4 separate regions of the Homo sapiens genome follow, and all the other regions are linked to region 1. A link is a contact called in ENCODE Hi-C or POLR2A ChIA-PET data. All regions are on one chromosome and are shown on one strand. The core of a region is the stretch at or near the end of the contact, and the rest is flanking DNA. Distances in the headings are between cores, read along the strand shown. Region 1 overlaps L3MBTL3 (L3MBTL histone methyl-lysine binding protein 3). Region 2 holds the start of TMEM200A (transmembrane protein 200A). Region 3 has its middle 38 kb from the start of SAMD3. Region 4 overlaps TMEM200A (transmembrane protein 200A).

Region 1 (2,920 bases), core at 376-2,875:
ATGGCTTTTTAAAACATATTTGAAGATTTGAAATGTTTCATGTGGAGCAGACACTAGAATTTTTCTGTATAAGCTCAATGAGGTAGTACCAGAACCAGTGGGTGTCAACTCCAGTAAAATAGATTTTTGACTCAGCATAGTGACTTTCTAGCATTCAGAGCAATTCAAATTTTGGATTAGGCTAGTTTAAGAATAAACTTATTAGAAAACTGTAACAGAACAATAAGAAATAAATTTTTTAAAAATTTACCACTTATAACAGCCTCAGGAAACATCTGATACATAGGAATAAATTTAACAAAAGATGTGCAAGATCTCTACCTGAAAATGACAAAATATTAATGAGAGATATTAAAGAAGAGCCAAAGAAATTGAGGGATTTAGCTTCTTCATGGATTGGAAGACTCAATATTGTAAAGAAGTCATTTCTTAACCAAATTTATCTATTGGAAATTTGTCTAGTAGAAATAAGCCCTTTACAAAAGAGCCTCTCTATGTGGACAATAAACATAGGGAAAGATTATCATTAATCATGGAATGCATTTGTAACCATAATGTGATACCACTATACACCCACTAAACGGTTAAAAAGAAAAAGATAGACAATACCAAGCATTGGTGTGGAGGTGAAGCAATTGGAACTGTCATATGCTGTTGGTAGGTATTCTGCAGTTGTTTTGGAAAGCTGACAGGATTTACCAAAGCTTAATGTACACACATGCTGCGACCTCAGAGTTTCACTCTTTGGTATATGTGCAATGGAAACACATACGTACATTCAAGAAATTGTTACCAGGAAAGGGTCGCAGTCCAGACCCCAGGAGAGGATTCTTGGGTCTCGCGCAAGAAAGAATTTGGGGCAAGTCCAGAGAGTGAAGTGAGGATGCAAAAGTGTATTAGGAAAGGAAAGGAATAAAGAATGACTACTCCAAATGGTTGCCCATTTTTGTGGTTATTTCTTGATGATATGCTAAACAGGGGGTGGATTATTTGTGCCTCCCCTTTTTAGACTGTATAGGGTAACTTCCTGATGTTGACATGACAATTGTAAACTGTCCTGGCGCTGGTGAGAGTGTAGCAGTGAGGACGACCAGAGGTCACTTGGTTTTGGTGGGTTTTGTCTGGCTTCTTTACTGCAGTCTGTTTTATCAGCAAGGTCTTTATGACCTGTATCTTGTCCACATCTCCTAGCTCATCCTGTGACTTAGAATGCCTTAACCATCTGGGAATGCAGTTGTCTCAGACCCAGTAGGTATCAGCCTCATTTTACCCAGCTCCTGCTCAAGATGGAGTTGCTCTGGTTCAAACGCCTCTGACAAAATAATCTGTACAAGAATGTTTGTAATAGCACTGTTTGTAATAGCACCAAATTAAAAACAACTCAGATGCTCATTGTTCATGATCTCCAAATAAATTATAGAGTATTCACAGCCACAAAAACCATACAAGAAAGAGAAGGTAACTTCTACTACTCACAACAATGTGGATGAATCTCAGAAACATGCTGTTTAGAGAAAGAAGCCAGATACCCAAGTTTCCATTTTAAATACAATTCAAAAAAGGGTAAATGAATCTATGGTGTTAGTAGTCAAGGAAGTGGTCACCCTTGACAGATGAGGTGCGATTGGAAGGGTGTGCTGGCCACGTTTTGTTTTCAGTCAGGGTGTTGGTTACATGGGTGTGTTCACTTTGTGAAAATTCAGTGAACTTTACACTTAGTGATTTCTGTGTCTTTCTGTAGATCTTAGAGATATAAAAGCAAGGCTTTGTGATAGAATTGAGGTGTCCTTGTAACTGAGCTGGTGTGTGAGCAGAGAGGAAATGTATGGGAGGTGCCTTTCTTCTGAGGTGCTTTGAATACAGAGTTTTCAGAAAAGGTTTCTGTTCTAAAGGACCATAAGGAGACGACGATTGACAGCTCTAAGTCAAGCGTCCAGAGGACAAAAATCCTTTGCTAGAGAATGGCCGTTTTAGGAAAGCAGCCATAAAACTAGCTTTGGGTTCAGAAGCTCTAACATAAATAGAATATTCAGTAGGGTTTTTTTTTTTCTTTCAAGAGATGGGACCTTGTCTTGTTGCCCAGGCTACAGTAAGAATATTTAGTAGTTTTAATTTTGATCTGAACAAGTAAAAAATTACAAAAACATTTGCATTTCTGCTGTTTTATTTTTATTGCAATAATTTCATATCCCTGTCAAAAAATTGAATTGGCTATTTAAAAAATCAGTATGATTAGTAAATAAGAAGTTAAAAAACCAAACCAAGCCCTGAGACAAAAGGAGAGAGAAAGTATGCCAACTGTGAATACATGGTAAGCACAGGTGTTAGACGTGAGATGCAACTTGGCTGTTACCTTTACAACATCCAAAGCAGAAAGGGGAGCAAATAAACAACTTCCTAGAATAAGACTAACTTTCCTTCCCATTAAAACTTTGAGGCACGTTTCTTATCTGAAGCATTAAAGAGACAACGTTGAACAACATAATGAAGCATGTCTTTAGTAATGAGTGCTGTAGCAAATGATATCAGTTGAATTTACAGGTTGTTTTTTATAGTGACCTTCAGTAAAGACAAAGAAGAGCCTATTCAATAGTATAATGCTGAAAGGAACCAATGCTTTAACCACTCCCACCTCCAGTCTCGTTATCTGGGAGATGCACGGCATTTGGGGCTTTCTTGCTGCTTTCAGAGAGTGATTTCCCATTTGTTTTCATTGACCAGGTGCCCGGGAAGAACCCACCGTCCAGCAGGCACAGCGTCGGTCAGCTGTCTTTCTGTCCTTTAAGTCCCCAATTCCATGTCTGCCCTTGCGCTGGGAGCAGCAAAGCAAACTTCTTCCAACTGTCGCAGGAATCCCTGCCAGTAAAGTTTCCAAATGGAGCACAGACGAGGTATATTTTATTTTCTTTGCTGCCCGACA
Region 2 (2,710 bases), core at 116-2,615, 230 kb after region 1:
ATAAAGGTGACTCATCCTTCCCCCACCGTAACTCCTTTAGTTTTCTTTTCTTTCTTTTTATAAAACATTTTGATTGTGACATCTCCACTAAAAGTGCCCAATCTCTAAATTCTTCTAGTCAAGGCAAGAAGGTTATACCACAGGAAATCCATTTCTACAGTCTCTTCTCATTGCCATATCTGATTTTAAAGACTTTTTTTTCTAATGTGGAAATTTTTGCATGGCTCTCCCCCACCCCCCAAACACGGATTTTATACCCCCCCAGAAGCAAACTTTTCTTGAAAACGAGATAAACAGATCACACGCCGAAATAAACAAATACACTGCACCAGAATATCATACTTGCCTTCTATCACTTAAAACAGATCCAGGGGACACAAGCATAGCACACACCTTGTGCATGCGGCTGGCCTGCACAGGGGGTGGTTGGAATATCCGGTAATTAGTTTTACATGAAACTTTACTTACGGAATTGGCCTGCATATATACAGTCATCACCGTCTTTGCCGAATTAGAGACGACATATTTTACTCTGTGAACAGGCCAGTCTCCACTCACTGGATGTTTGGGGTCAAGGAGGAGTAACCTGAACCTCTCGTTGGCTTTGATGTTTGGAGTCGAACATCCGCACTGCTCATCGAAGACCCCCGTGCTTCAGTTCCCTCTGTCTTCCATTTCCCCCGCCCATGGTTCTCGCCCCCCCAAGCCGTTCTCCGGAACCCCTTGCCGGGCCGGCGGGAAGCGTGGACGGAGCGGGCCTTGGCCGCGTCTTTTCCGGCCAGGTTTGGTTTAGCTCGCGCAGCGCCCGCGCAGCCCGCCAGGGGGACCCCGGCCCGCCGGGCGGCATCTGAGGAGAAAGCGTCCGAGGGGCGTGGAGCCAGGGTCCTGCGGTGCCTGCTCCGGGAATACTGCGAGTCGGCTGGAGCTCCCCAGCCGCTCCGGAGAACTGGGGGAGCCGGGTCCCTGGCTCGGTAACCGGTGGTCCCGCGGTAGCTAGAGGCGGGCCCCACGGGTGGGTGTGTCCGTTTCCGCACGCCAGCCTTCCAGCCCGGGAAGAGCGCCTGCAAGCGGGTACTTTGTTCCCAAAGATGGGTTTTGTCTGCGGGTGATTTGGGCTCTCGAAGTGCAACTTTGTGGCCGGGACGCGGATCGGCCGGCCTGGGCTCCTGCAGAGCAGATCCTGTCTGCGTCCTCCAGGAGGAGTGGGTGGCAGGACTGGGGTTTCCCACAGGTTTTGGGGCGGCGGCGAGATTGGCACGGTCCGGGGTCGCAGGCGCGCAGCCACGCCCCTGGAAGTCCGCCCCGGCCCCCGCCCCCAACCCGCCTCTTCGGGGCTTTATGGCGTGAGGTTTGGGGCTGGGATCCATCTGGAGCCGAGCAGAAAACTTTTCCCCTCCCGTTCCCGGTCCCTTTTGTCTTTCTTGGACGCGGTGGCGGCGCCGCCTGAGCGGCGACTCCCTCTCCCCTGCCCGGCTTGCTGCGCCCGGTGCCCTCCGAGGGCAGGCGCGCCTGGACTCTGCGCCCGGATGGCGGCGGCCCTCTGTGAGCACCGGCAGCGGCGCATCCCCTGCCCCGAGGCCTCCGGTGCCCCCCCGGCGCGGGCATAGGGGCGCCCCCACCCTCCGTCCGCTTGCACCCCTTGCCACCCGCCCCCTCGCCTGACTCATCCGCCCGCGGTGGCCGCCCGAGCCCTGGGATGGGGAGGGAGACCGCGGCTGCCCGCGGCGGCCGAGATTCCCGCTGACGCCCCCGACCCTGCCGCCTTCTTCGTCCGCCTCCAGAGGCGCCCGACGTCCCGACAGCTCCTGGAGTGAGACCAGGACTGAGAACAGGGAGAGGCGACCCGACCCCCAGGGCCCGGTGCTCAGGACAGGTGAGGGGAAGGAAAGGGTGCTGACGGGAGTGGGGAGGTGGGTGGGCGGCCACCGCAGCCGAAACCGGGCACTTCTTCAGCCCTCTGCCCTCCCCTCCCCTCCGCTACAGCCTCCAGAGTTAGGTAAACGCTGTCTCTCCTAAAGTTTGGGAAATAAACCAAGTCCGCCATCAGGTCCAGACTCCCCAGTCCCGGGAGCGCGAGAGAAGCCGTGCGGGGCAGCCTCCAAGAACCCGGAGTACTGGAGCGCCTGGCTGGGTTTCTCCAAGCAACACCCTCCTTTGTCTCGGTTCCTGAGAGTCAGCATTCTCTGTAATGTCCACAGCGTTAATTCATGATTGAGCAAAGTATGGTCAGGGTTTCGTAAAGCAGTATCTGGATGGGGTAGAATCTACACAGGCAAAATGGAGAGGCAAAGCAATTATTTGCAAAATTCAGCACTACTCTTCTCCCTGTAGTCTTGTCTGTAAGAGAAAGGACTGAGGGCTTCTAAGATTTGCTTCATTAATCATTCTTTTGCTATAAATTGTTCCAGCCAACACTTCACATTGTGTAGGCGCAAGCTCTCTGTGTGTATTTACCGCTGTTTGATTTAGAAAAATGTGTGTGTGTTTGTGTGTTTTTTTTAAATAACAATTCATTGTTCAGTACCGGGCATTGGTAATGTCGGAGAGAAAGGCAGATGCAGCACATACAGGTAATTGACTAATTGGAATCAGCCTTAGTCCGGTCCACCTTAGTCTGGTGTATTTAAAAACTAAATATGTTGGACTAAAGTGTCTCTTGCCTTGTCTCTTCTGAATACCTTCAGAAGTAGTTATGGACAACTGCATAGAA
Region 3 (2,861 bases), core at 345-2,844, 130 kb after region 1:
GGTGAGAGAGAAAGCAAGAGCGTGGAGCTCTTTTTAACAATCAGTTCTCTTGGGAATGAATGCAGTGAGAACTCACTCACCTGAGTGAGGATATTAATTTTTCATGAGTGATCAGCCTCCATGATCCAAACATCTCCCATTAGGCCCCATCTTCAACATTGGGAATAAAATTTCAGCATGAGATTTGGAAGGGACAAACATTCAAACCATAGAAACACATAAATGATCAAAAGATACAGTGAATAGAAACAGGCCCTTTACCATTGTCTCAGTACCCGATTTAGAGGAAAAGGCCTGCCAGGTCAGAGGAGCACAAAACCTGGACTCAATGTATTTTTTTTAACAAAACTTTTTATTTTGAGATAACTGTGCACTCATGTGCAAAGTTATAGGAAGTAACACAGAGAGAGCCTGCCTATCCTTTACCCAGATTCCTCTAGTGATAACATCTCACAAAACTTTAGTACAATGCTAAAAACAAGATATTGACATTAACTTAATCCACTGAAATTGTTCAATTTTTTTTTGTTTTACTTGTGCTCATTTGTGTGCTGCATTTAGTTCTCTGCAATTTTATCACGTGTTTCAGGTATCTACCACAGTCAAGATAAGAATAAGTACATCATCACAAGGATTCTTCAGTTTTTTGGCCATTTTCTAATTAGTCTTTTGAACTATTGAGTTCTTAGAGTCCTTTCTATATCATAGATACAGTCACATACTGCATAATAATGTTTTGTTCAACAATGGACTACATATAGTGAGAGAATAGAGACAGACCCTCTCATATTGTTTTATACTCAGAAAAGGAAAGAGAAGTGAAACTAAAGGCAGGTAGCCCGGTGCCTAGGAACCAGACCCAAAACCAAGGAACCAGACCTGAAACCAGGCCTGGGCCTGCCTGACCTAAGCCTGGTGGTTAAAATTCAACCCCAGACCTAGCAACTGATGTTATCTATAGATTCCAGACATTGTATAGAAAGACATTGTGAAACTTCCTGGTCTGTTCTGTTTCACTCTGACCACCAGTGCATGCAGCCCCTGTCACGTACCTCTTGCTTGCTCAGTTGATCACGACCCTCTCTCACGGACCCCCATAGAGTTGTGAGCCCTTAAAAGGGACAAGAATTGCTCACTTGGGGAGCTTGGCTCTTGAGACAGGAGTCTTGCCAATGCTCCCGGCTGAATAAACCCCTTCCTTCTTTAACTCAGTGTCTGAGGAGTTTTGTCTGCAGCTGGCCCTGCTACATTTCTTGGTTCCCTGACCGGGAAGCAAGGTGATTGGCGAATGGTCGAGGCAGCTCCTTAGGTGACTTAAGCCTGCCCTGTGGAACATCCCTGCAGGGGACTCCAACCAGCCCAAGCCATGCGGATCCTGAGAGCACTCCCGGGTAGGCATTTGCCCAGTGAGACGCCTCACCAGAGCAGTGTGTGGCAGCCCCCTGTGGAGGATCAACGCAGTGGCTGAACACCGGGAAGGAACTGGTACTTGGAGTCTGGACATCTGAAACTTGGTAAGACTAGTCTTTGGAACTTGCCTACTCTGTTTGAGTGGAAGTGTGGTCTGATGACCCACGGTGTACCTTTATCGGCACTTTGGTTTGGTTTTGGTTTTGGTTTTGACTCGGTTTGAATTGCTTGACAGGACTGGTCTTGGGAACTTGCCCACTCCATTTGAGTGGAAGTGTGGCCTGATCACCCACAGCATGCCTTTATTGGCACTTTGGTTTTGGTTTTGGTTTTGACTTGGTTTGAATTGCTTGACAGGACCGGTGTTGGGAACTTGCCTACTCCATTTGAGTGGAAGCGTGGCCTGATCACCCACGGCGTGCCTTTATCAGCACTTTGGTTTTGGTTTTGGTTTTGACTTGGTTTGAATTGCTTGACAGGACCGGTCTTGGGAACTTGCCTACTCCATTTGAGTGGAAGCGTGGCCTGATCACCCACGGCGTGCCTTTATCGGCACTTTGGTTTTGGTTTTGACTTGGTTTGAATTGCTTGACAGGACCGGTCTTGGGAACTTGCCTACTCCATTTGAGTGGAAGCATGGCCTGATCACCCACGGTGTGCCTGTACCAGCACTTTGGTTTTTGTTTTTGACTTGACTTGGATTGCTTGATACTTTGGTTTTGATTTCTGGATACTCTGATTTTGGTTTTGATTTTGATTTGGTGTAAACTGCAAAAGTGTGTGTGTGCCCTTTTTACCCATTCTTTGTTTTGTGGTGTGTGTGTGGTGTGAGCGTGGTGTTTTGTCTCGAAGAAGCATGGGTCAGGCACAAATAAGCTCACCCTACTAGGAACTATGTTGAAAAATTTCAAAAAGGATTTAAAGGAGACTATGTAGTACTATGACACCAGGAAAACTTAAAACTTTGTGTAAAATAGACCAGCCAGCATTAGAGGTGGGTTGGCCATCAGAAGGAAGCCTGGACAGGTCCCTTGTTTCAAAGGTATGGCACAAGGTAACCTGTAAATCCCGGGCATCCAGACCAGTTCCCATACATAGACACTTGGTTACAGCTGGTTTTAGATCTCTCCACAGTGGTTCAAAGAACTGCATTATAAGCCAGGCAGAGAGAGACAGAGAGAGAGACAGAGAGGAGAAAGAGAGAGGCAGAGAAAGAGAGGAAGAGACAGAGCCAAAAGGAAAGTCAAAGAGAGAAAGACAAAGTCAAAGAGAGATATATACAAGTAGTTAAGAAAAAAAAAATGGTGTACCCTATTCCTTTAAAAGCCAAGGTAAATTTAAAACCTGTAATTGATAATTGAAGGTATTCTTCGTAAGCCTATAACACTCCAATACCACTTTGTTGTCAGTGTAAACAAGGGCATATCTCGAAAGCACTGAGGCCTTCCTAT
Region 4 (2,997 bases), core at 98-2,597, 250 kb after region 1:
TCTTCCGTTCACTCCAGAACACACTGCCATCTGGCTGCCTTGCTGAAGTGGCTCTCCTTCAAAGATAGTTTTAAAGATATATTGTGAACCTTTTATGATCTGGGCTACTTATGATTCAGTTGAGATTTTTTTTGGAAAAAAGAATCCCATTGCCAAGGATAATTTGAAAATCACAGGAGGATTAGAGCATTACTACCTAAGAGCTATGAAACCTTGGGCAAATTACTTCACCTTGCAGAGCTCCAGTTTAGTGTAGGGCAGCATGACCACCTTAGGAGGTTGGTGGGGGGCAGTATGAAAGGCCATGTAAGTGAAGATCTGGCACAGTGTGTGGCACAAAGTGGACACTGCCCAGTGTTGTTCCCTTCCCTTTCGGCTCGCACTTGCCTCTCTCCATTCCGTCTCACCTGGTTACACTTGCCCTGTGCACATGCATGCTCTACATGAAACAGCTGTTAGCTCTGCCTGGATGGGAAATCCTTGCTGGGGAGGCATTTTTCATTCTTCTAGACCCACCTTGAATTAGTGCATCTCTTTCGTGGAGTCTTCTCTGGCCTTTCTCAGGAGAGTTGGTTGCACCTTCCAGCACCTTCAGGGTGCTTTGCTCATGCCAGCAGATAAGCTTGTATGAAATGATAGTGACTGGTCTATCTTCTGTCTCTATCCTAAACCCAGGGCTATAAGTAGTAGAAGTGGACTTAATCTCCTCAGGACAACAAAGAGAGTTGAGTGGAGAGTGGAACATGAAAGATTTTTTTTTCCTTTAGTGATTTTACCACTGGCAATGTTACCAAAAATTAGAGCCCATTTCAGCTCTGTTGATGGAGAATTGAGTGCTTGATTTTTGGAGACTAGTGGATGGATTCAGGGTAATGACTGAGCCCCACTAAAAGTATCCCCCTTCCTCTGGCCTTCAAGAACTTCTTCCATCTTCTTGGGGAAGGGGCGAGCTAGTGGCATGAAGCAGGAACATTTGTGTTATTTGTGAAGTCACTTGTCTGTGGCCTGGTTCCTCGAGGCACCTGCTTTGCCTCCCTAGTGACTCTAGATCAGGAAGCAAACCATCTCACCCAAGGGGCTGTGTGAGTTCCTTGAGGCCAGGCATGATGTTACACTGTGTTTGTGACTCCTCCTCATGGCCTACATCTATTTGCTCAGGCATTATTAAATTTGTCACATTCAATTGAATTAGGACGGCACTCCATGGGATTCATTAGTTGTCCGTAGCATCGGGCAAGACAGTTCCACTCAACTGAGGAACACGTCATATCAAACCAAGGGCATTAACTAGCTCAGAAAAAGAGCCACCCTAGCCTTGGAATTTTTCTCTTCCCAATTGCTAGGAAGTCAGCAATGCCATCCTGAAAAGAATGAGACACTGTGAGGTGAGCAGCAAGTTCCAACATGCTGGCATTCCACAACAGCCAGATGGGAAGTATTTATGACAGGGGATAATCTGCTCCCATTCTTGGCCTTATTCACTTTGATGTTTTGAAACGTTCATGATGCCGTCTTAATAAAGTTGAAGTTTGAAAACTTGAATGTCTGGCGATGGCAAATAATCTGGTTCCCATAGCCATCTTCACTCAGCTGTGTATCCAGACATAGCTTTCTGGATCTCTGAAAATACTGATCAATAAATTATGAGCTGTTGTGATTTAAAACGCTAGTAAGTATTTTTAGTTTCCTTTTAATTTTTAGTGTTTTAACAAATCACAGGTGGTTGGCATCAAGGTAAAAATGAATATGAAGACATGGTGAATACTGCCTTCATTATGAGTATAAAAGATTATTTTTTCCTTTTTAAAATGTTTTGAATAATTCTGACAAGTATTAAAACTTTGGAGGCCATGGGACCCATAGAACCTCGTAGGAATAATTTATTCAAATTATATGAGAAAAGAAGAGGCAGGGAGCGGTGGTTCATGCCTGTAATCCCAGCACTTTGGGAGGCTGAGACGGGGGGGATCCCTTGAGGTCAGAAGTTTGAGACCAGCCTGGCCAACATGGTGAAACCCCATCTTTACTAAAAATACAAAAAATTAGCCAGGTGTGGTGGTGCACACCTGTGGTCCCAACTACTTGGGTGGCTGAGGCACGAGAATCGCCTGAACCCAGGAAATGGAGGTTGCAGTAAGCTGAGATGCCAACACTGCACTCCAGCCTGAGTGACAAAGTGAGACTCTGTCTAAAAAAGAAAAGAGAGAAAAGAAGAAATCACTTGTTAAGTACTTTCTCAACGTTGTCAGTTGTTGTTAGTCTTTTATAAGAAATAAGCTTACCGTTTGTGAATGCTTTTTGGTAGTTTATTATAAGCATTTATCATGTTACTGAAATTTTTGTAAGCATGCCTTTGTAAAGGCTGTATAATGTTCTGTTACCTGTGTTTTTATTTTTGTTTTATTTATTTATTTAAAGGTTTGCCCAGGCCAGAAAGCGGTAGCATGATCATAGCTCACTGTACCCTCAAATACTTGTGCTCAAGTAATCCTCCTGTCTCAGCCTCCCGAGTAGGTGAGACTGCAAGTGTATGCCATCACACCCAGTGAATTTTTTAATGTTTTGTAGAGATGGGGTCTTGCTATGTTGCCAAGGCTGGTCTTGAACTCCTGACCTCAAGGGATCCTCCTACCTTGGCCTTCCAAAGTGCTGCAATTATAGGTGTGATCCATCCTGCCTGGCCAGAAAATTATTGTTTTAATTAATAAAAAAGGAAATGTTAATTCTTGTGACACTTCAAACTTTCCTTTGTAGTTTCCTTGATTCAGAAAGGAATAGCATGTTTCTGATATGTATCATTAGATATTTTGTATTTTCTATCAAGCTTAACCTTTGAAGTGATGATCAAATCACATTACAATGAACTGGTCAATGGGTAGGTAACTCTCCTATAAAATTTTCTGACAGAATTTCTTTTCATTTTCTTTAGAAGTTTGAGGATGTTAGACAGTTTGGGATTGTTTTTGCTTTTCTTCTAATACACAAAAATTTACATTT

The links. A loop is a pair of places that touch in the nucleus more often than their neighbours do. ChIA-PET counts read pairs that join two places held with the same protein, here RNA polymerase II (POLR2A). Pooled maps may share reads with other maps.
Region 2: a map of naive thymus-derived CD4-positive, alpha-beta T cell shows a loop between it and region 1 (2.5-fold over the local background). The contact joins the promoter of TMEM200A here to the enhancer-like site in region 1. A Hi-C loop is called at or near these places in 1 of 168 maps with a recorded cell type or tissue (naive thymus-derived CD4-positive, alpha-beta T cell) and 6 of 50 pooled maps.
Region 3: a loop to region 1 is called in a map of CD4-positive, alpha-beta memory T cell, with 2.9 times the contacts of the local background. The contact joins two enhancer-like sites. A Hi-C loop is called at or near these places in 2 of 168 maps with a recorded cell type or tissue (CD4-positive, alpha-beta memory T cell and GM12878), 11 of 37 single-sample maps with no recorded cell type and 11 of 50 pooled maps. POLR2A ChIA-PET finds 5 or more read pairs at or near these places in 1 of 52 experiments (T-cell).
Region 4: a loop to region 1 is called in a map of naive thymus-derived CD4-positive, alpha-beta T cell, with 4 times the contacts of the local background. The contact joins two enhancer-like sites. A Hi-C loop is called at or near these places in 2 of 168 maps with a recorded cell type or tissue (CD4-positive, alpha-beta memory T cell and naive thymus-derived CD4-positive, alpha-beta T cell) and 5 of 50 pooled maps.

Annotation. Positions count from the first base shown.
Region 1 is chr6:130,130,731-130,133,650 of GRCh38, forward strand. It overlaps L3MBTL3 (L3MBTL histone methyl-lysine binding protein 3), which reads left to right. Exons shown (of 23, transcript NM_032438.4): 21 at 2,722-2,891. Among named protein-coding and RNA genes, the nearest start is that of SAMD3, 91 kb to the right of the region's middle. Within about 2 kb of position 1,626, at least 5 of the 41 ENCODE cell types and tissues checked have a DNase peak (open chromatin) inside an H3K27ac peak, as active enhancers do.
Region 2 is chr6:130,364,652-130,367,361 of GRCh38, forward strand. TMEM200A (transmembrane protein 200A) reads left to right here and starts at 1,366. Exons shown (of 3, transcript NM_001258277.2): 1 at 1,366-1,873. It also overlaps a transcript of SAMD3 not described here. RefSeq lists a silencer at 800-899.
Region 3 is chr6:130,259,362-130,262,222 of GRCh38, forward strand. It overlaps a transcript of SAMD3 not described here. Among named protein-coding and RNA genes, the nearest start is that of SAMD3, 38 kb to the left of the region's middle. RefSeq lists enhancers at 1,002-1,141, 1,362-1,481. Within about 2 kb of position 1,595, at least 5 of the 41 ENCODE cell types and tissues checked have a DNase peak (open chromatin) inside an H3K27ac peak, as active enhancers do.
Region 4 is chr6:130,381,929-130,384,925 of GRCh38, forward strand. All of the region lies in intron 1 of TMEM200A (transmembrane protein 200A), which reads left to right. Among named protein-coding and RNA genes, the nearest start is that of TMEM200A, 17 kb to the left of the region's middle. Within about 2 kb of position 1,348, at least 2 of the 41 ENCODE cell types and tissues checked have a DNase peak (open chromatin) inside an H3K27ac peak, as active enhancers do.